Regions from separate parts of the Homo sapiens genome. Here region 2 is linked to region 1. Evidence: chromatin loops called from intact Hi-C (ENCODE). Cell type or tissue: heart right ventricle. All regions are shown on one strand. Each heading gives the region's core, and the rest is flanking DNA. Links, peaks and the distances in the headings are about the cores only.

What was found. Hi-C counts contacts between places; a loop is a spot of excess contacts. Peaks named below come from ENCODE experiments on the same cell type or tissue, not always from the same donor. Only the 100,000 strongest peaks of a DNase experiment are listed, where the experiment ranks them.
Region 2: it touches region 1 in a loop (2.9-fold over the local background); 10 of 110 quality-filtered maps call a loop at or near these places.

Annotation. Positions count from the first base shown.
Region 1 is chr2:109,278,551-109,289,008 of GRCh38, forward strand. All of the region lies in intron 1 of SH3RF3 (SH3 domain containing ring finger 3), which reads left to right. It also overlaps a transcript of RANBP2 not described here. Among named protein-coding and RNA genes, the nearest start is that of MIR4266, 30 kb to the right of the region's middle. In heart right ventricle, for the core only: a CTCF peak has its summit at 2,392; a DNase peak (open chromatin) is centred at 6,494; H3K27ac peaks cover 718 bases.
Region 2 is chr2:109,132,302-109,142,759 of GRCh38, forward strand. The region is part of intron 1 of SH3RF3 (SH3 domain containing ring finger 3); the gene reads left to right. It overlaps MIR4265 (microRNA 4265), which reads right to left and starts at 9,287; the gene lies at 9,189-9,287. It also overlaps a transcript of RANBP2 not described here. RefSeq lists an enhancer at 2,399-2,468. In heart right ventricle, for the core only: no CTCF peak of the experiment used is centred there; no DNase peak of the experiment used is centred there.

The DNA of each region.
Region 1 (10,458 bases), core at 1,674-9,673:
CAATGTCACTGCATAGCAATGTATCCCAGGAGTCAGCGGCATATAGGATAAGCACCTGCTATTCACAGTCACTTGTGAACATCTGCCTGGCTTGGCTTCAAGCTTTGATTAGGTCCAGGTCTGCTGAATTTTACCTTCTTTGGACCAGCAGCTTCCAGAGCCATGTCTTCATGGTGAAAGGCAAGTCCCTAGGGATGCAAGCCCATCTGTACCCAACTGAAACCCATGTTACCCTTCACCTGTATCTTGTTTGTGGGTATTGCATCGGCCAAGGCAAATCGTGGGGCTAAGCCCAGGGTCAAGTGTGGGGACGTGCACTCTGCAGAAGTGGAGGGTGGGGATGAGTGTTTGCTGGGCAGTAGTACACCCGAGGCTCCGTGAGAATGTCTACTTTGAGCAGTCAAGAGAAGACACAGATTTTAGACTTGTAGGTTTCCTCATTCCAAAGTTGGTGTGCTTGTACTTGATTTTGAAGTTATCTTTCTTCCAGGGTGATGGGGGAGCATGAAAGTAAGAGGATCTTGGGAACTGCTGTGCCCATTAATTTTATGGCAAATCCACGTATCACCTGGAAAACCATCCATGGGATATTGAGTAGTGGACCAAGAGCTGTGGTCCGGATTCCATGCATACGTTTTGGGAAGAGGCTGACATGAAGCGTGCTATTAGCTTGTCGAGAGCCCTGCTGACTTCTGAATGTGGCTTAGCTCCTGCCACGTCCTTTGTTCTTCCAAGGTTAACTGCTGCAAAGGGATTGCAGTGGCCAGTGGAGGGCTAGTGAAGGTTCAAGCACACTGACAATTAGGCTAAATCGGCAGTGGCAGGTTCTTGCATGGAAGTTGCATCACCTGCTGGAGTGACTGTCCCTTGACCTCCTCCTGTCTACTGGGTCTTCCTCCACCTCACTTTAATGCTGCTATGCTGCTAATGTGAACTCTGAGGCTTTAACTGGGGAAGTCGCCACCGCCCCCTCCATCACCCTTGTCCTACAGGTCAGGGCTGGAATGAGGAGCACTTGCAGTTGCCTAGTGGGTGGGATTTCAAGGAAACGGGATACCTTTCTTCCCCACCCCTTCACCTTTTCCCAGAAATGGTCTCATCACTGTTTCCTTTTGGAATTCTGTCATTGGAATTTCCTGCTTTTGCAGCTCTTGCCAGCTTGCGTTTCTTTTGAAATTCAGTACGCTTGGGAGCAGTGACGCGAAACTTCGCAGACGCTGACCTCGCTGACAGAGCCAGGCCGGGCAAGAAGAGGTCCGGGAGGATCTATCAGGAGTGTGGGGGCTGGTGGGGCCTGCCCTGTAGCGAGGCTTAGGGTATGGGCCCCTGGGGGGTGAGAGAGGACAAGGGATGAGAGTTGGGAGGTAATTGGGGGGCGGTAAGAGGTGGAGGGTGAGGGGTGAGAGGGCCCCAAAAACACACCCCCTGGGCCACGGTTTCTCTTAGGCTGTGCTGCCCCAGGGTGGGAGTAGAGGAGATTCTGGACTTCAGAATGCCAGCCAGGCTCCCCTCCTATTTTTTTCGATCCCAGAGACAACAGAGTTCTTTTTTTCTGCATGTTTTTTGGGGGCTCCTCTTTTCTTGCTGCAATGCTGTCAGAATCATAAAGAGCTGACATCTATAATTAATGTCAGTGGCCTGCACTAGTGAATGCCCGTGGCACACAGAACACCTGGCTGTGGAGAAGCAGCAGCAGGACCTAGCGTGTTGGCACTGGAAGGAAACGCAGAGGCCTTTCCCCTCATTTTACATGCAAGGAAACTGAGGCCCAGAGAGGGGGCCCCACAGCCAGCCAGTGGCAGTGGGCTCTGAGGGGCTCTGGACAGCAGCATCCCACCTGAGTGCGCTCTTGGCTAGGCAGGGTGATGGGGCCCCAGTCTGGTGGACGCTCAGCAATAGGAAGGGGAGCGGTGGGGAATCCCTTCTCGTTCCCGGGTGCTGGTCTACCAGACTGGGGCTCCACTGGGGCCATGGTCCAATACCAGTCCTAGCAGTCATTGAAATATGGGGTTTCAGGCTCCTGATCCTTAAAAACCCTGTGTAAGTAGTCTCCAAGCTAAAAACAATCTACACTAATAGATCTGCTCATCAAAAGATTATTTTGAGAGCATTCGGGTAATGTAAACAACCTTTCTGCTTTGTAGCACCCAGCAGTGAGTATCTGGAGACGTTGGAAATGGGGCTCACCCGATGAGGGCTGTGAGCATGAGCCTCGAGGGCGCTGCAGGGTTCATCTCATTTCTCTCTTCATTTATTGAGCACCTGCTGGATAACAGTGGTCGGCTGTTTTATGTCCGTTGCACATTATTGCATACCGTGTCTAATAAGCCTGCAGAAGTGGGTGCATTATCCTCACTGCAAATGTGGAAACTAAAGCTTGGTACTAGGAACTTGCATCAGGTTCCCTAGGTGGCAGTGGTGATGCAGAACACACACAGATCTGCAGACCTTAAAGCCTCACGCTCCTGACAACTGAGCCATGCTGTCCCCAGAGCCGACCTTGTATGCCATGACAGGGCCAGAGAGAGAGGACTGGTTACTTACTGCACACCCTGAGAGACAGGAATGGGCACAGTTGTCACCTATGCCATAGGAAATGGAGTGCCACCTGCACAATGCAGTGAGTCACGGTTCTCCCTGTCCCTCCTGCGACCCCAGCTTCTGCCCTGGGCTGCTGGAGGGCACACTTAGGGGCACAAACACACCTGACAACAGGTTGTGGGTTTTGTTGGGGTGGAGCACCCTCAGACCCCTCTTGCCTCTTCCTTCCCCGGGCCCCCTCCGTTATCCATCAGGAATTCTACTCTTGGGACTTGGAAAGTGAGGAGAGGGAAGGACTAGCTCTGCCGATGTGACAGTCTCAGAGCAGGATGTCCCTCTAGTGTCCTGCATCCAGCACACGCACAGCACGTGTACTGGAGGCAGCTCTTCTGGTTCTGACTCTGTGGGTGCCTTTCACCTGCTGGTCCTCAGCAGAGCATGCAAAGGGATGAGGGAGGGTGATTCACTGTGGGAGAGTTAAGGATGGGAGCCTCTGGGATCGAGCTCCAGGTCTGCTGTTTGGTAAAGTGCTTTACTTAATTTGAGTATAAGTGTTTAGAGTGAGCAGCTGCTGAATTCCCCACAGTTCTTAGATTCAGGGTAGAGGAAATCAGAAGAGTCCGTATCTGATTTCCATGATGGTGGAGTGGGTGCAGGCCCAGAGAGCAAGAGCAAGCCTGCACAGAGGTTCTGTGCCAATGGACACACTGACTGTCGGGGGCACGCTGACCATGGGAGGGTGTTGGGGAGCACACAGACCCCCAGCGGGCTAGAGCTGACGGTTCCCACTGAGAGGGAGGCAGAATGTAGAGATGGCCATGTGGCAGGAGCTGAAAGGCCTGCCTGGCTCTGTGGTTTGTAGAGCAGAAGCCCAATGGCCGAGCGCTGGGCCAGGCTTTCGGGATGCTCCAGGGCTCAGGTTCAAGATGCTACATCTCTGCTTGGTGTCAGAGGGGATGCTGGTGGGATATGAGTGGGGGCTGCATGGCGAAGCCTGTCTCTAGTTGCATTCTGGCTCAGGGAAGGTGGGCTTGCTTCCTCCCTAAGGAGCAGTTTCTGATTGATGATGGATAGCAGCTATTTTTCTTTTTATCTTGTTGCCATGAGTGTTTATTGGGGTTAAACCTGCATCTTTCCTTTACACATTAATGTAGGGAGATATTGGCTTTGAGAAATGAGTGTAGATCAGATTGACTGTTTAGTCTAACGTGTTCATAATTGGTGCAAGTTGTCTGCATTTTCTTAACCAAAAAAATCTACCCCAGGGGAAAAGTGGACTCTGGTTTTGCTGAGATACCAAAACATGGGTGTGAAGTAACTGGGAGAAGCTCTAGGAATCTTCTGGTCCTGCTCCACCACTGCCAGGTCATGAGCACTGCAGGAAGGCCCGAGGGTCACCAAGACGCCGGCCTGCCCTGCGGTGGGAGGACAGGGGAGGGGTGGTACTGCCCTGTGCCTCAGCTGACTGCAGGGCCTGGGAACACTGGCCAGGAGAACGGCGCACAGAGCCAATGCACGCACTCCACCTCTCGCCTCCGTGGTGGGAGACGTCCGGGCACCCTTGTTTGCTTGGAGCACTTCACTTAAAGTGGGTCTGGCTGGTCATTTTCTTGCACTTACCAGCTTTATGGCTTTGTTTCATAGTTTAGTCCTCAGAACGGCCAAAGGAGAAAGCTGCAGAAGAGCTCACCAGGAGGTAGACCATGTCTGTGTCCTCCAGGGCTGGCAGGCAGGAGGAGGTGGAGGGGTAATGGTCCTCCTGTGAGGAGAGGAGCTATGGATGGGGAGTCTGATGGCCCCTGTAGACTCAGGTGACAGTGAGAAGGAGAAACTCAGTGTACCAATGGTGGCATTGGGGCTGGCTTGTTACTCTCCCTGGGTCCTACTCCCTCACGTGGAGGAAGGGGTGACTGCTTGGCATGGGTTGGCAAGGACTGTGTGAACTGTGTATGCAGACAGAAGGTAAGTCCAGGCTTGGCCAGGGCCAGAGTCATGGGCAGCAGCGGTGATGATGGCAGATGATCAATCCTGAAAGGTAATAAAAATGCCCAGGGTACAGCCCAGAAATGCCTGTGATAGTCCCAGAGGTGCCTGGAGCATGCCTCTGTTCGCTCCCTCCAGGCCCCAGCCTGGCAGTCTCCCGCTCTGGGTGCTTGGGCCATGGCCACAGCCTTCCCCCTACTTAAGGCCTCTGTTCCCACTCCCCACTTGTGGGCCTGCTGGACACCTGCTCCCCTGCTCCTTCCTTGCCACCCCATTGCCAGCCTCTGCCAGGCCTCACCTCACTGCGTTGAAATTGAGTGTTTTGGTGGCCAGTATTGAGCTCACAGAGGGAGTGGAGCTTTGCTCCCCTGTGGAGGAGCACTCAGAAATGCTGGTGACCACAGAGACCCCTGGTGTTGTCCACAAAGGTCTCCAGAAGAGAGTAGGGGAGGGATGGGCCACCCAGGGCCGAGGTAAGATCCTGGTGAGCAGGATGGGGGCACACTTCAGCCCCTTCCTAAAAGCTGGGGCTGAGGGAGAGCGCTGCAGGGAGCTGTACTGTACTGTGATTCAGTGCACATGGGGACCTGGAAGCAGGGGACAGTAGCCCCCTTTTGTGGTCAGAAAATTTGAGAATTGGGGATGCTAAATCGCTGGCCTGAGCCACAGAGGTGCTACGTGCTGGATTTGGGATTTGAACTTGGCTCTCTGCCTGGCTCCTTGTGTTTGTTCTCTCTGCTCCCTGGGAGGATTTGCCAGTCTTGCTGCTGAGCCACTGGGGATGCTGGGGAGTGAGTATTCTATATGCATCAGCTGGTGAAGCGCTTATCAAATGACCCCCAGATTCCATCTCACTTGGGGAGGCCGTGTTTCCGCCTCCCTCCTGTCCCCACACCTCTGCCCGTGGGTGTTTTTCCAGGAGAGCTTGCCCTGGGTAGGAAAGCCGAGGGGAGGGTGGCATTGGGCTGCCTTCTCACTTGCTGTCACCTCCCTTGTCCTGCCCCCTGGCCTTCCCAGATCCACCGTAATGAAAGACCTTGAACGAACACATCCCTCAGGTACTCAGCCCAGGGTCTTACAGAGGGGCGGTCCCAGGGGAAGGGGGTTGGGGCCTGCAGTTTTCTCAAGTGTGGTGTGACCCTCAGGAATTTCTTTTTGGTGATCTTGTCATTTTGGTGGGTGTTCATTTCCTTGAGCATCTTCACTGTATTAGTAGCCATGAGTATTACTGAAAGGCATTTTTATTCTTAAAGCATTCAGGGACTGATAGCAACCAAAATTATCAGACAAGCTGCAGGAGATGAAATCAATGGAATTTGGCAATTGTGGGGCAGGACCTTATTCCCAAAGGTGGCTGGTCTAGGGCGTGTGGACTGGGAGGCAGGCATGCAGAAGGGGACACACCCCTCCCATCACTCTCCTCTCGTCCAGCCTTGGAAGCCACTGGAGTCACATCTGCTGCAGGAAACCCTGTGTTTGAATTATGTGTGGAGCAGTCACAGGGTGGTTTTGGCTGGATGAAGGGCATAGAGTGGCATCTAGAAGTGCATGGGAGACCATTGCCAATGTCATGGGTTAGACCATGTTTTTGAGGCTTTAGTGATTTTTTTGAGACCCTTCCCAGTCTAGGCCAGGCAGATCATCTTCTGTGCACACCTCTGCAGGTGAAGTCCCCGCATGGCTAAGCACATGTGTGTGGAGTGTGTGTGCTTAAGGATGTGTGGCCTCGTGTCAGATGACATGTGTGTGGGGTGTGTGTGTTTAAGGATGTGTGGCTTCATGTAGGTTGATGCTCTTGAACGTGCTGACTTTAAAAAATCCACACTGGGCTCGTCTGCTTCCCTGATGACAGAGTTTGGGAAACTAATGAAAGACATTCTGGCCTTGTGCCATCAGAAGTGAAGTCAATGTGGGGAACAGCTGCCTCTGGGAGGACGTTGTCTGTGCGCTGTGCCGCGGGGCCTCTGCTCCATGGCCGGCCACACAGCCCTGTCCTGGAAGAGGCCCAGGCAGCTGTCACCCCTTAGCCCAGTCTGGAAAGAGCCCAGGGTCTGGAGTAGGGGTGACAGTGAGGCTTTCTATGGAAGCTGCTTTAAAGAAGGAACAAATTGAGCCTGGCACTGGCCTTCTGGTTTTGGAGACTGAGTTGCCCTGCCCTGTGCTTGCAGATCCACTCAGTGTGAAGGGCAGGACAGCTTCCCCTTTCCACACCTCCTCATAACCTCCTGGGAAGCTGCTGAAATACAGGTGTTCATGGTGGGGTTAAGCCAGCTTGTGAGTCATTAGCATGCCTTTCCACGGCCAACGCACAAAACTTTTGTCTTAATTAGACTTGAGGCACAAACCGCTGATTCTCCAGTGCAGTGTGCCTGCTGTGCCGTGCGTTTTTGTTAGTGTGTCTGGACGTGGTATTCATATATTAACAGTGCATGCTGGGGCACTTGGACTGCAGGGCAATCGCTTGCCTGGCGGTGGGAGCCCAGAGGCTGAGGTGGTGCGTCATGTTCTGGCCACGGTCAAGCCCCGGAGTGTGTCTGTGCTCTGTGGGGAGCCTAACCTGTCATCTGTGTCAGTCCTCTCTGAGTGTCCTATGGGGAAAAGTTCACTTGGGGCTCATGAAAGCTTGCTTTTGCATCTGTCCCTGAGCCTGGTCCAGTGTGAGCAAGCTGATGCCTTGTGGAACCTGGATCCAGACCTGGCAGGGTGTGAGTCTGTGTGTTAGAGAGCATCCTCCTTCCAGTCCTGGCCTTGTTGGCTTCACTGCCTCTGCGTGGCTCCAAGCCTGACCACTCCCTTCCTCCCATGCCCCCAGCGTGCCTCCTTCTACTGCATTCAGATTTTTGTCCACTCACCCGGTTTTCCTCTTTTCTGCCCTGGGTTCTGAGGGTCCATGGCCTGCAGGACAGTTTGCCTAGGATAAGCCAGGACACATCAGAGGCTGGTGGAAGCCTGATCTGCTGCTTAGAATCAATGGTGTTTCTGACATGGAGAGGTGGACATTCAGGTGCCTATCATTACATGGCAGTAGGAAGGTGCTTGGACCCTGCAGGCCTGGTGCTTTGTACCTGTGGATTTTCCAAGTCACTTTATTCAAGGATTTCATTTCACTTTCAGTTCTTAAAGTAAGGGCCTGGCAAAGGGATAGGCAGCATTCTGTTTCTCTGAGGGAGGTAATGCTCTGCCATCAGCAGATTTCCTTATGATGATGGAAAAGTGTGGTCAAGGGATGTGTTTGACCCTCCTGTAAGAAGAATGAAGGTGTGCTGCCCACGCAGTGGTCACTCCAGGGGGCCCTTGGTTGCAATTCAAAGGCAAGCAGGAACCTGGAGGCCCAGAGGGGCAAAGGGCATGGGGCTCAGGTCCTGTGGTCACTCAGCACATGCTCTCTCAGCTGCACCACAGTCCCGCACAAGGCCATCTATGCTTATCACCTGGGTGCAGAAGACCAAGTCACTAAAACCCCAGAGCCAGGGGTTTGCTCCAGGTGGGCCTGGACTTTCAGCTAAGGCCCCTTCTGGATTGGCACATGGTGAGGGGAGCTTCCACACCCATGATTCTAAATCCCAGGAGCTCTGAAGCAGGAATCTTTTCCCCCTGTTTGGCATAGCTCATCTGCTAGCAAAACCTGCTTTGAGCTACCAGGATTCCCAGTACCTTTGGGAGTGTTGGGTTTCCCTACAGAGATGTGGTGCAGAGTGGACGCTGCCCCATACCTCCCGGGAGGAGTGACATCTCACAGGGCCAGTAGCCATTCTACCTTTCCCAGATCCAAACTTCTCCAACTCTAAATTCGTTGACCGGTCTGTCCCCAGAGAAAGCAGTCAATGCTGTGAGTCTGCATCTGAAAAGACAGTGAGCATTTGTGGACCCTGCCCAGGTGGTTCCGCCATCCTCCACAGACTGGCAGCACTGAAATGGGACGTGCAACTGTCCCTGTGCTCAGCTCTGCACTGCTCTTCCCTCTCAGCAACTTTCTGATTTGCATCCATGCTTGCTCTCCATGTTTCTGTGATCTCATCTGTGACATACAGATGACAGCCATGGTATTGGCCTCATGGGGGGTTGTCCAGAGATAAAAAAGACCCAGTGATTATATGCCACAGAATTTTGCATCCAAAATTTGCATTTTAAATTTTTCCAAGGGACTTTTTTCTGCTCGGGTCTAGCGAATGGCCCCTTGGTCTCTCCTGTGTAGTGTTTTGTGGTCACAATAACCCTGGATTCCTGATGCCCTGGTGGAGAGGCGATACCAGTGTCTGCAGACCATAAGAAAGTACATCTTGACTCTGAACCACAGCTATAAATAAATTGACATGTTTATCTGTGGGCTTACAGTGACATATAAAATCTTTTCTTGAGGTGCTTAGGTATCTCTAGGCTACCTGAGATACCTAAGAGAGATACCTCCCTTCTGAGAGCACCAGGTTGGGACACTACGCTCAGGTGACTTCCATGCACCCTGCAGAGCCACCCTCCCCCTTGACCCTGTTGGTGCTGGAGACTGCATCATCTGCACTATATACCCAGGCGCAGGTGGTTGGATTTGTCCAATGGGAGGCGGGAGGGGAACTGTGAGATCAGGGTGTTCCCCTTCTGGGCCCTCCCTCGGATCCTATCAGAGGCCTCAGATCTCATCAGAGGCCCTCTGCACAGAGCTCTTCTCTGTGGCCTCTGCAGAGCTTTTTGGCCCTTCCCTTTCAGGCCTCAGATATTAAAGCTTCGCACTGTTGCCAGTTTTAGGGCGCTGCACTCTCCTGTGTGCAGTTTCCTAAACCCCACTCATAGTCCTATAGTTTTTCTTTTGCTAACTCCCCTTAGTGACCCAATTAAGTGTGCCACCTCTCTACATCCAGGACCTGCCTGTTCAAATAAGCAAGCCAGAGAAAGGTTCAAGTTCTTATTTGAAAGGCGAAGTGAGCCCTGGCATGGGCCATCCCATGGCCTTTTGGCTGACTGCCACCAGCAGGTTGAGCTGTCCCATTGTCACATCACTAGCCTTAATATAGTCTCATGCCCTGAAGTTGTCTTGTTTGCCCACAAGACAAGGCTATCAGGAAAATGCTGTGAACCTTGGTTTCCAAGAAGAACTCAAACTTAGATGCGATGTGTTTGCAGCCATTCAGAATAGGTGCAAGGATCCAAATCCCTGGGCCTCAAGAACAAAGAAAGTTAAAAACCGAGAAGACTGTCATTAACTGTAATTGCTTTTGCATAACTCCTTTCAGAGTTATTGCAGGCATGGAGTCCGGGGAGTTGCCCATAGTTCTTAATGTATTAGGGAACAGGAACACTCAGAGGTATTCTCATCTAAAGACCAGTTCACAAAGGAGGCATTTGAATGTGGATATGCCAGCTTTAAAACCCGATAAAGCCAGAAAGTATGAGAGCCCACAGAGATGTCATTAAGGAAATTATTTCCTCCCAAAATAGAGGCACCCCAGGTGACCTCTCAAAACAGAATTTTTGTCATGTTGGTCTGGAGTCACCTCCATTTCCTTTCTGTTGAGAATTGTTCTGTTTCCTGACAGCACACTGGGATTTTTGCAAGGCAAGTCATTGTCACCCAAGGAGACTGACTTCTTTTCACTCAATTACGTTTTTTTCTCTTTGCCGGGAGCCTGGGAGATTGCTGGACCTGACCCCTGTCTTAGGAACATGGGTAAAAGTTGTCATGATGGAAGACACATGGCTGGGACAGCAGATGGCTAGAAAGCTACTACAGGAGGACTCAAATCACTTTCTTATTTAGTAGCTTCTGGAAATCTTTATGCCCATGTGGTAGAAAAACAGATGGGTGTTCCGTAAAGAAAGCGGCACCAGTGTCTGCAGAGCATAAGAGATTGCATCTTGACTCCAACCCATAGCTATGAATAAATTGACAAATTTATTTGTGGGCTTATCAAGGACATAAAAAATCATTCTGGCTGGCAAATG
Region 2 (10,458 bases), core at 1,164-9,163, 150 kb before region 1:
TAATTTTGTTACGGTTCAATATTTTGACAGCTTTATTTAAAAAAAAGTTTTAATTTCTGTTTGGTTTTACTGGCAGGACACAAAACAGTGTTTTCCTGAACTCTTTACCTGTTGTTTTTCATCGGTTTTGGTGATCACCAGAGTACTTGGAGTCCCCTGACGTGGTTAGCAGAACCTCTCAGCTCTGCTCTCACCTGAGCCATTTGAGATAAAGCGCTTTTGTGGAGTCAGTTAACGATGCTGCCCCTGGAAATAATATACCCAGTGACGAGTACCCATAGCCTAAGATCAGGAGTTGGTCTTTTTATTTGCCTGTTGGCAAATACTATATGTGTGTTGCTTCTTAAAGTGTGTTCATATGTGTTACTTCTTGAAGTGACCTTTAAACAGTCCTGTTTTAATGGTACTGTCTAACCCTTGCAGTTGCTAATGTATGCTAAATTTCTCAGGCTAACTTGTTTGTTTATTGTTTTGTTTTCACTATTTTGCAAGAAAATCCCTTTAACATCCCAAGCTAGCATCAATCAAATTGTTTCAGTGCAGTGGGAGTCTTGCTAAAAGAGTTTTGTGGTTCCACATTGAGTAATTCAAAACATGCTTTTTAATGTAAGTGATTTAATAAGGACTTGAATATCAGACAATTCCAATTTTGTTTTGAAAATTTTTTAAATCCTTGACTTATATTTGAGCCTATACAGAACATCTTCTGCAGTTCATGTAGACTCGGCTAGGCACTATTATAGGTAAACAAGACTGGCTTGGGCTTTCTGGATGGAGCTGACAGTAGAGGTAGTGAGTGGTTGCAAGCTGTCTGCCCAGCTCTCAGAAGGTACCCGTGGGCACTGACCGGTGTCACTCCAGAATTCTGTGAGGGTTACAAGGAAGGACATTGTCACAAATTAAAGAATTCTAGAAAGCTTAGGCAGTGCCTTTGATGATATAAAAGTCGGCATTACAGCCTAATAAGTTTATCTGTATTTTGTATCTTGAGGTACAGTGGTATATGTTCACATTGGATCCGTTTGAAAATCTCTTCTGTGTCTCTTTGACAATGTGACTGGGACTTAATAGAGAAAATAATTTAAGTTGGAGAATCATAAAATTATATTTGTTAAATATTTTATTTTATAAGCATACACGTGTATGATTCTTCCACCATTTTTTGAGTACAGAGCTGAGGACCTTTCTTTGAGTTCCAGATTGTCTTTTTAGCTGAACACAGTCACCTTTTATGATTTTCTATTTGTTTCTTTCAAATAGAGTGAAGACTAAGATTTTCAAAGGATTCTGAATAGAGCGTCATTTAGATTTTAAATAGGACCTCTCCACTAATGTTTGATGTTCTCATTTACACCTGATTTGACCATTTTGTTAGTGTTTGAGTCTTTCATACATGGTCATCTTGATTTCCCAAGGGACAATTTTTTTTTTTTTTTTTTTGCACTCAAACTTCTTTCCCTGTTACAGACTATTGAATTATGGTGCATATTTAGCATTATGAGTACAACTTGCATTAGCATAGTTGGGAATAAGGACAACAGATCCCTGATAAGCACAGGCTTCCCCAGGCAGGAGTGGCTGGCCCAGCCTTGCCAGGCTGTAGTCTCTGGTGGGTGTGGGTGACTTTGGCTGTGTTACAGAGGACGTGGAATGTTGGTTAGTCCAGCTGGTCAGCTAGTGGAGGCCAGGATAGAGGGTGTCTATGGTATCTGGAAGCTAGTTACCATGTTCTTTGGGTCTCGACAGTTGAACTGCTTATATACCCGAGATTTTCTGTTGAACATTTACTGAGTGCCTGCTGCATGCTGGGCACTTTGACATATATCACCTTATGGAAAGTTCACAATAATCCTGCCAAGTGGCTGGTATAATTATTATTTTGAGGCCCAGAGAGATTGATATTTGGGCAAGTCAGAGAGCTAGGAAGTGATTGAGTTAGGATTCTGTTCCTCCGCCCTTCTGTCCAGTTTGGCTGGATGGTTGGGATGTTGTCGTGGTTCGGTCTTGGATATAATAAGGACTCCAGAGGAAAAGGCTGGCACTTGGGGGCCTCACCAAAAACCAGACAGCTCACAAGAGACCAAACGAGTGGTTGATATGACAGCTGAGTTACAGCAAAGTCCTGTTCAGAAGGCCCCTGAGTGTGGAAACAGCAGTTTGCAGCCAGCGAGTGAATAATCTAAATTATTATTTATTGAGCACCCAGTGGGACCAGGTGTGAATGAAGCCTCTGCTGAGGGCTAAGGGTTGAGCGGTGTTTTAAGTGTGGCTCATCTGGTCCTTACTGCAACTTGGTGAGGTTGCTAGTTACACAGGTACGGAAATTAAGGCTCCAGAATTTCCTTGCTGAGCGGCACACAGTTAATGAGGGTGTTTTTTGGAAGATTAACTTTGGCCTTGGTTAGAAGAGTCCTCTTACTCTACCACAGGCTCAGCTCGTTGGTAGCACGATTCTAAACATAAGCAGTGGCCACCCCTTCCATTCACCGTGCCTCACGGCTGCAGATGCTCTTCTATGCAAGGCTGCTGTCTTGTAAACCCACAGAGTGCACAGAGCAGTGTGGCCCACAGGAAACAGCATCAAATCTGTTGTGGCTTTGGATGCAGGTGACAGGCAGCTCTATTAATATGTAAGTGACATGAACAGGACATTAGTCTGAGTGGCCTAGCTGGCTAACCCAGCAGCTCTGTGCTCTCCTCACTGATCCATACTTGGTCTGCCCTTCTGCTCTGCTCCTCTGTTGGCTTCATTCTCATCCCTACCCAGTAGGTCTCAAATAGAGGCCGTGGCTTCAGGTGTCACAGTCCCATGACAACACCCAGTAGTGGAGACAGCAGGGTTTCTTCCCCTTGTACTTAGTCTCCAAGTCGGTGAGCAAACGGTGACCCAGCCCCAACCCCATGTTTCTTGTTACACCCCTGGGGACAGTGTTGCCTCCCAGGCTGGTGTCTGAAGCCCACACACAGGACTGCCTTTTCTCCTGAGGCGGTGGCCTGCCACCTCCCCCAGGACACGTGGAAGGAGGGGAAGGGGTGGTGGGAATCCCACTGAAGGTGGTTTTAATCTTGGCTTCCACACTTCCTCACCATCTGCCCCGGGGCAAATGGGCTAGCTTTCCTGAGACTTGTTATCAGTGAATTAGGGATGCTATCTGCTTCTTAGATAAATAGGATAACGTATGTGCAGTGCCTGGCACACGTGATTGGCTGTCGTTTCAGTGCCTGTTCCTAATACGAAAATCTTCAAGTCTCTTATCACGCGTGAGGCACACCTCAGAGTGCCTGCTTTGCTGCTGGTGGATTTGTGGTATTTAGTATTCTAAGTTAAGGGTGTGTGCGTGTACGTGTGTGGATGTGGATGTGCATGGGGGGGTGTGTGTGTGTTGTGAGTCTGATATCATGCTTTGCCTCTAGATTCAGTCAGTCCATGTTGTGGAAACTGGATCGTCAAGCATTACTGGGCATCTATGCGGAGTAGTTGCTTGAGTCTGTTGGTTTCCTTTTTAAATTTGCTCCAAGTTTATCTTTATTATCAGAGGCAGTGTTCATGATTCTTACAAACTTCATTAAAAGGGAAAAAACGTCTAAGCCATAATCTGCTTTAAAAAAACAGCAGGGGAGAATAATCCTGCTCAGTTGCTGATCCAGCCTGTTGGCAGGCTATCCTGAAAACGAGCCCACCTCCGTCATCCGTAGGACACAATAGCTTGTCTACAGCTGCCTAGAATCAGGCTGCTTGCTGTGATGGAGCTGAGCAGAATTCTATCCAATTGTTTCTTCCTCCTGGCTTTTGAGAGCCTGCCTGCTTGCTGGAGCATGACAGATTCGGGGCTCAGTTTTGCAATTGTTTCTAGTGTGCATTTCCGTTTGATCTGTATTTAATCTCTATCTTTTACAGTTAACATGATCTTTTTTGAGGTGCATTAAAAAAAAACACACACATCAGCAAGCATTTGCTGGGGGAAATGCTCTTGATAGCACCACTTGAAGAGGCCAAGGTCAATTTTTATCAGATTTGCCTTGCTTGGGAGATCTTCAGATTTGATGAATGTGAAATGCATGCTTGATGGGTATCCTATTGGAATTTTAATTAACTTTAAAAGAACAGGGTGTCGAGCTGAAGGTATTGGCAACAGTGAATGGTTTACAGATCATGCAGGCACCCCATAATGTGAGCCTCCCTTTTCCCATTGAGTGAAGTTGGAATGAAAAAGTGTATAAAGTTGCAGCATGATTTGTATTCTGCTTTCTTTAGGCTCTCCTGGCCCTTGATGGCTCTGCACATCCTTGGAGGCCATTTAGAGCTGCAGCTCTCCTTTGGGAGACCTGAAGGAGGCCCAAGAAGAGTCACTGCGCTCTTGGGTAGCACGTGTTTACATTGTTAACTGATGCAAACGAAGATATGATGGTATTTGCATTTCCACTTAATGTAATGTGTGCATAAGGCTCACATGAATTTATGTGAGTTTAAATGAATTAGGATTGACCACAGGAATTCGGATCAGGAGGAGGTGTGAGAGAATTTAGAAGCATGCTTGCACCGGGGCACCTGTAAATGTGCTGCAGCCGGGCTCTCTGAGAGCAAGACCTCACCAGAGAATCAGGGAGTTCGCAGGGAGCCATCTTTACCCTGGTTCAAGGAATGGGATGCTGATGCTTTTCTCTCTCTGGCTTCACTGCACAGATATTTAAGTACCTGCTGTGTACCATACACTACAGTGGACACTGGGGGCTCCAGGGACAGCGATTGCATTGGTCTCTATTTATAATGAAATGTAATTTTTTTTCCATTTAGTTAGGTGACCAGATATGCTGCAGAGGAAAACATGTGTCTATATCTTTTTATTCTCTGTTTATCTGGCAGGAATTTCTAATGAGGAAAGTGGTATTGGTGTGATTTGGGGCTTAGTGAGTTTGCAGTGGGTTCTCACCTCTTTTTGTTTATTCTTCCATAGTCTAGATTTGCCAAATGAAGGCTTTGCACTTCTTCTTTCTGAATCTTTCTGACTTTGTGGTGGGGAAAGAAGATGATGAGGCAGGTCCATCCCACAGCTGGAGGCTTTCTGAGAGCAGCTTGGTGTTGCGGGCAGCACCTTTCAGAGAAGCTGTCTGCTGTTTGCTAGTTCTGGAGCAGATGCTCTGGAAGTGCCACATGCTCAGGAGATAAGAGAACTTGCTGCTGTGGCTAGGACGATGGAGGTCAGGAGTGTCCAGCACGTTTTCTGAAGATTCTTTTAATTTTTTGTTGGCCATCAAAGCACACCACCTTAGGTGAGAATTATTTGGATTTATCATTTAGGATCTAAGATACATTCATGGGTGACTGCATTCCATTTGTTGCTCTAGGATGAACCCAGAGATACTGGAGAGAAAGAGGAAAGATGAGGGAGGCTTAGGCACATTTCAGTAAATGGTTGCAGGTTAACTAATCTCATTAGACACCACCCGTCCTGATCAGCCGTTGTTTTTGCGTTCAAAGACTAATCGGTTAATCCTCCAAGCTTTGCCTGCCACTGTTGCTGTTTGATTTGAAGGGTCAAGGAATCCTTCAGATGATTACTAAACACTTGGAGTGCTCACCCATGTGGGTTGAGGAAAGTACTCCTGAGGCTGGGCCAGCTAAATCTCAGGCCAGGCCGACTTCTGGAGGTGTTGCCTGTGTGGAGTGCCTTTACCCATAAATGCAATGGCAGACACATACATTTATTTCGCAGATCAAAATTTCTTTTTTTTTGAGACAGTCTTGCTCTGTTACCCTAGCTGGAGTGCAGTGGCACGATCTCGACTCACTGCTACCTCCGCCTCCAGGGTTCAAGCTATTCTTCTGCCTCAGCCTCCCAAGTGGCTGGGACTATAGGCGAGCACCACCACGCCCGGCTAACGCCCGGCTAATTTTTTAATATTTTTAGTAGAGAGGGGGTTTCACCGTATTGGCCAGGCTGGCCTCGAACTCCTGACCTCGTGATCCGCCCGCCTTGGCCTCCCAAAGTGCTGGGATTACAGGTGTCAGCCACTTCGCCTGGCCTCTCAGATAGAAATTTCTAAAAAATCTGTAGGGAGAAAGTAGTGGGGTTTCAGTTTTGCATGTGGGAAAAACAAAAGGCTTGGGAGTTTAGCTGTAAAAGAAAGGACAGTTGCTGTTGTTGCTGGGACTTCAAGGCTGTTGTAAAAATTAGCTTGGTGCTGCATTTGCTGGCAAAGTGGCAAGCAAATTTTGAGTAATATTCTGGACTTCATGTATTGTATTGAACTGGATCTTTTAGAGAGGGGTCAGGGCAGCCCCTGGGCAGCCCGCTGCTGCTGGTTCATTCTAGTCTTCCTGTTCATCTGCAGTGAGGAAGTGGGTCACTCTTCCTCTGGGTCTGCACACCCTGCCTGCAGACTGCAGCTGTAGGGAACACACAGAATGAATGGTGGCCCAGGTGCTGGGGCTGTGGAGCTGTCACCATGGCCCTGTGTGAGTGCTGCTCTTGAAGACTGGCCCAGAACGAGTGATGTTAATAATTAATTCAGTCCACACATATGTACTGACTGCCCACCCTGTTGCAAATACTGTGTTAAGCACTGGAATATACATTGTTCACAAAACCAGAAGTGATCCAGGCCTTTCTGCAACTGACCATTCAGAGGACACTGTAAACAAATAGCCAATAGGTATCTCTTGACATGTGGTAATAAGAGACATGAAGACAAGGGGCCACAGCCTGATGATGGCAGGGGACGTGGAGTCATGGGTGATGTCTGTGGATTTAATTATGCAGCTTATTTTATTTATCAAAATGTATCCACATCTTTACTCTTTTATGGATAAGCCACTGGATTCCTTAACTCTTTATAATCATATCCCAAATCTGCGTAACTTAAAAATTGCATCCTATTTTCTCTTCCCAAGCACAGCCAAAGGTAATTAAAACCAGATGTGTTTGCATGAGAAAATGCGTGCAGAGCATCAAGAATGTAGATTGTGCTAAATTAATGTCGCCTTAACAAAGATAGCCAATGAGACTGACCTTTTTTTTTTTACTGAGTTCATGATGCCCATGGGTTAATTTTGTCACTAGCAGTCATTGTCTGGACCAAGTTTGTAGTCTAAACATGTGCAGTATGAAAGGTGAATGCTCTCACACAGTCACACTCCTAATAGGAAGACAACTCTCTTGTATCCTGAGCGGCATCCCCCTTGTGCCTTCTGTGGCTGAATTTGTGTTGTGGACTATAGCAGAGGGAAAACTTCCAATGCTAGAAATCTGAGTTTTAAAAATTAATTTAAAAATGTGTTCCTTATGGAATTGGGAGTGTATCTGCTGTCTCGGTTTGACAAACTAAGCTTTGACTTGTGTACAGTAACAAGAGTTTTCCTGGATTTAAAGTTGTTGTCCCCAGCATATCAAATGAGGTGACGTATATCAGATCCTGTGGTTGAGCCTCACAGTGCAGAAGGGCACCTGCTATGGGTCAGCAGCCCATTGAACAATGGAGTTTAAGACTTGCAGTTTTTGAGCTTTTCAATCACCTCTTTGCCAAAGACCAATGTGTCCATTGCTTGGCAGTTTGACATCTGGAGTCGTGTGGACAGGGGTCTACATCCAAAAGGCAGCGCCACTGGGGCTTAGTTTGTTCAGGTTTGTGTTCCTAGGCAGATGGAGGCTGTTTGTCTCAAATATAGCTGCTTTAAAAAAACAGGAGGGTTTATTGATCAGAGGTAGTGACTCATGACGTTGAAACTGTGCCTACATAACTCACATGACAAGGCTGGGGTGAAGAGGACAGGTCTGCGGAAGGCTTTCCACTTAGTCCTGGGAGGCCCCTTTTCCCTCTGTCCACCGTCCCCTCCTGCACCATCACTGTCACTTCTTTTCTGAAGGCTGCATTGATGCACATGGTTGGTGCATATGGGTCGATTGATGCACGTGGTTGCATGTGGTTGACGCACGTGTTTGGAGTTCTCTCTCTTCCTGAGATCAGCTGCATCCAGCCATGGACCTTCTCTTTTGCCGGTTCTTTGTGAATCATAAATCTACTTATAATGCCTTTACATACTGATGTTCTTTTTCTATTTTTCCCAGACTTCAGAAATTTCTTGCCTTTTTTTTTTTAGAGACGGAGTCTTGCTCTGTCCCCTAGGCTGGAGTGCAGTGGTGCGATCTTGGCTCACTGCAGGCTCTGCCTCCCAGGTTCACACCATTCTCCTGTCTCAGCCTCCCGAGTAGCTGGGACTACAGGCGCCCACCACCATGCCTGGCTAATTTTTTTGTATTTTTAGTAGAGACGGGGTTTCACCATGTTAACCAGGATGGTCTTGATCTCCTGACCTCATGATCCACCTGCCTCAGCCTCCCAAAGTGCTGGGATTACAGGCGTGAGCCACCATGCCCGGCCAATTTCATGCTTTTTAGATTTATGGGAAATAGAATTTTTTCCCTTCTGCAAAAGGCCTATGTGCTCTACACGTGGTTAATAGCCAGTCTATGCAATATGATTGATGTTAAAGGTAACATCTCCTCTGTGTCCCCAAACTAATCAGTGCCCCATCTTAGACTATCAACACCTACACAGTCTGGCCCCAGGGGTATCAGTTTTCCACTTGGTACTATCACTGCTGTAAACAACTTCATGGGCTGAGAAGCCCTTACTTTCATAACCCCCACCTTCCATCCGGGGCTGCTGTGAACTGGACAACCCTAAAGCATCCTGACAACCAGACTCCTGTTGGGCAGGCGGTATCTGGCTGGTGTGAGCCATTTACATCAGTTGTATTGAAGGGATCAATGCTATGCTGGGACCCATCCTTGGTGCTCATTTTAGTCGACTTCATCCAGGTGGAAAGATGCAACCACACCCCCCGGAGCCCAGGTTTCTGCGGATTCCTCTCTTTTGTCTCCCTTCTGTGCAGTTTCTGGCTCCATTTTTATTTGTTCAGGCTGTTTCAGTGACCCTTCCTCACTCTTCCCCTCTGTGGGCCGTGCGCATTCCTGGCAACCAGTGCTCTGTCGGCTTTTGCAGTTGCCACTGGCTGGCTTTCTGGAGGCAGCCTCTCGTCTCTGCCTGGGTCCCTCTTCCTCCAACTTGCTCAGTGATGAGTGGGGCTCAGAGCCTCACTCACAGGCTGCCCTCCGCACCGCGCCAAGCTCATGGGAGGGGCTCGAGACCTCTGCAGCACCTAGGCACATGCCTGCCTTTCCCAGTGACCAGGCCCAGCCCAGAGCTGAGCCCACAGCTGCAGAGATCACCAGTCCCCAGGCTGACCAATTCTTTACAGGTGTAGGCTGAAGCTCCAACCCACTGCACTTTTCTCTATCGTGAAATCGGATGTGAATTTAGGGTGCAGATCCCAGGAAGAGTGATGACGCCTGGGGATAACAGTGTGTCTTGACAGAAGAGTTAGGACCCAAAGCCAGCATCTCCCAGGAGAAAGCAAAATAGTCATTTTCTAGACCCCGGGGAACAAGTCTCCTGACAGTATCAACAGGAGGGGGTACTGGTTGGAGAAGGAGGTCAGGGTGACGGTTGTGTCCAGCTCAGCAAAGCCAGGTCCTCGCCTCCTTTCACCCATGGGACCCCCCAGATGTGCCAGTCTGCTGTCGGCTGCCTGCTTCTCCTACCTCCTGCAAGCTCTGCAGGTGGCAGGGCCCTTTCTACACTCACGGAAGTCTCAAACAAACTTCTGTGACACCTCCTCTGGTGTGTGGCCATCATTTCCAGCCCCCTGCCCAAGTCCTCTTCTGGGGTCCTTGAGTCTCCTGGGGGGGGGGTCTCAGGTATGTGCCTAGAACTTCTGCTGCAGCCCCTGGCCTGTCCCCTGGGCCCCACCCTGAGTCACCTACCGGGTGGGGTCCCTGAGCTCCTGGAGAGCAGCAAGGGAATGCTTCCCATGGTCCAGCCCCCTGGGCGGACTCTTGCGCCTTTGTGACTGGGTGAGCTGTGCATTTCCAGTTCTTTGCCAGCTGCCCCACCTCCCCACCCACATCCCTTCCATTGGTGTTCTCAGGAATAGGTGTTTACAGTCTTATTTTTTCTTAAAAATTCCCATGCATGTTATATTCTACTCTAAAATGTGCCTCCTCTGATTTTAATAGGACCCCAAAGCACCCTGTGGGGTTAGCTCCACAAACTTGGAATCAAATATGTGTCCCGTGACTTCTTCCCATTCCCTGGCCCCCAGCACCCACACAGGCACCCAGCTTGCAGGCACAGCGGCCGAGAGTGAGGGAGGGGCTGCCTCCTGGGCTCCCCAGGGACAACGGGGCACTCTGCTCTCCCCAGTGGCTGAGGGAGGAGGATTCTAGTCCTGTCACCAGAAGCCTCTCTGGGTTCTCTGGGGGCAGAACGCCTCTGCTTGGCTGCATCTTGGAGCCCTCCATCCTGGAGTCACCTGTGAGGTCAACTGAGCGGAGCATGGGCTGTCGGGCCTGGGTTTATTTTCTGATCGTTGGTGTCCTCTGGCTTCACCTGCCAAAG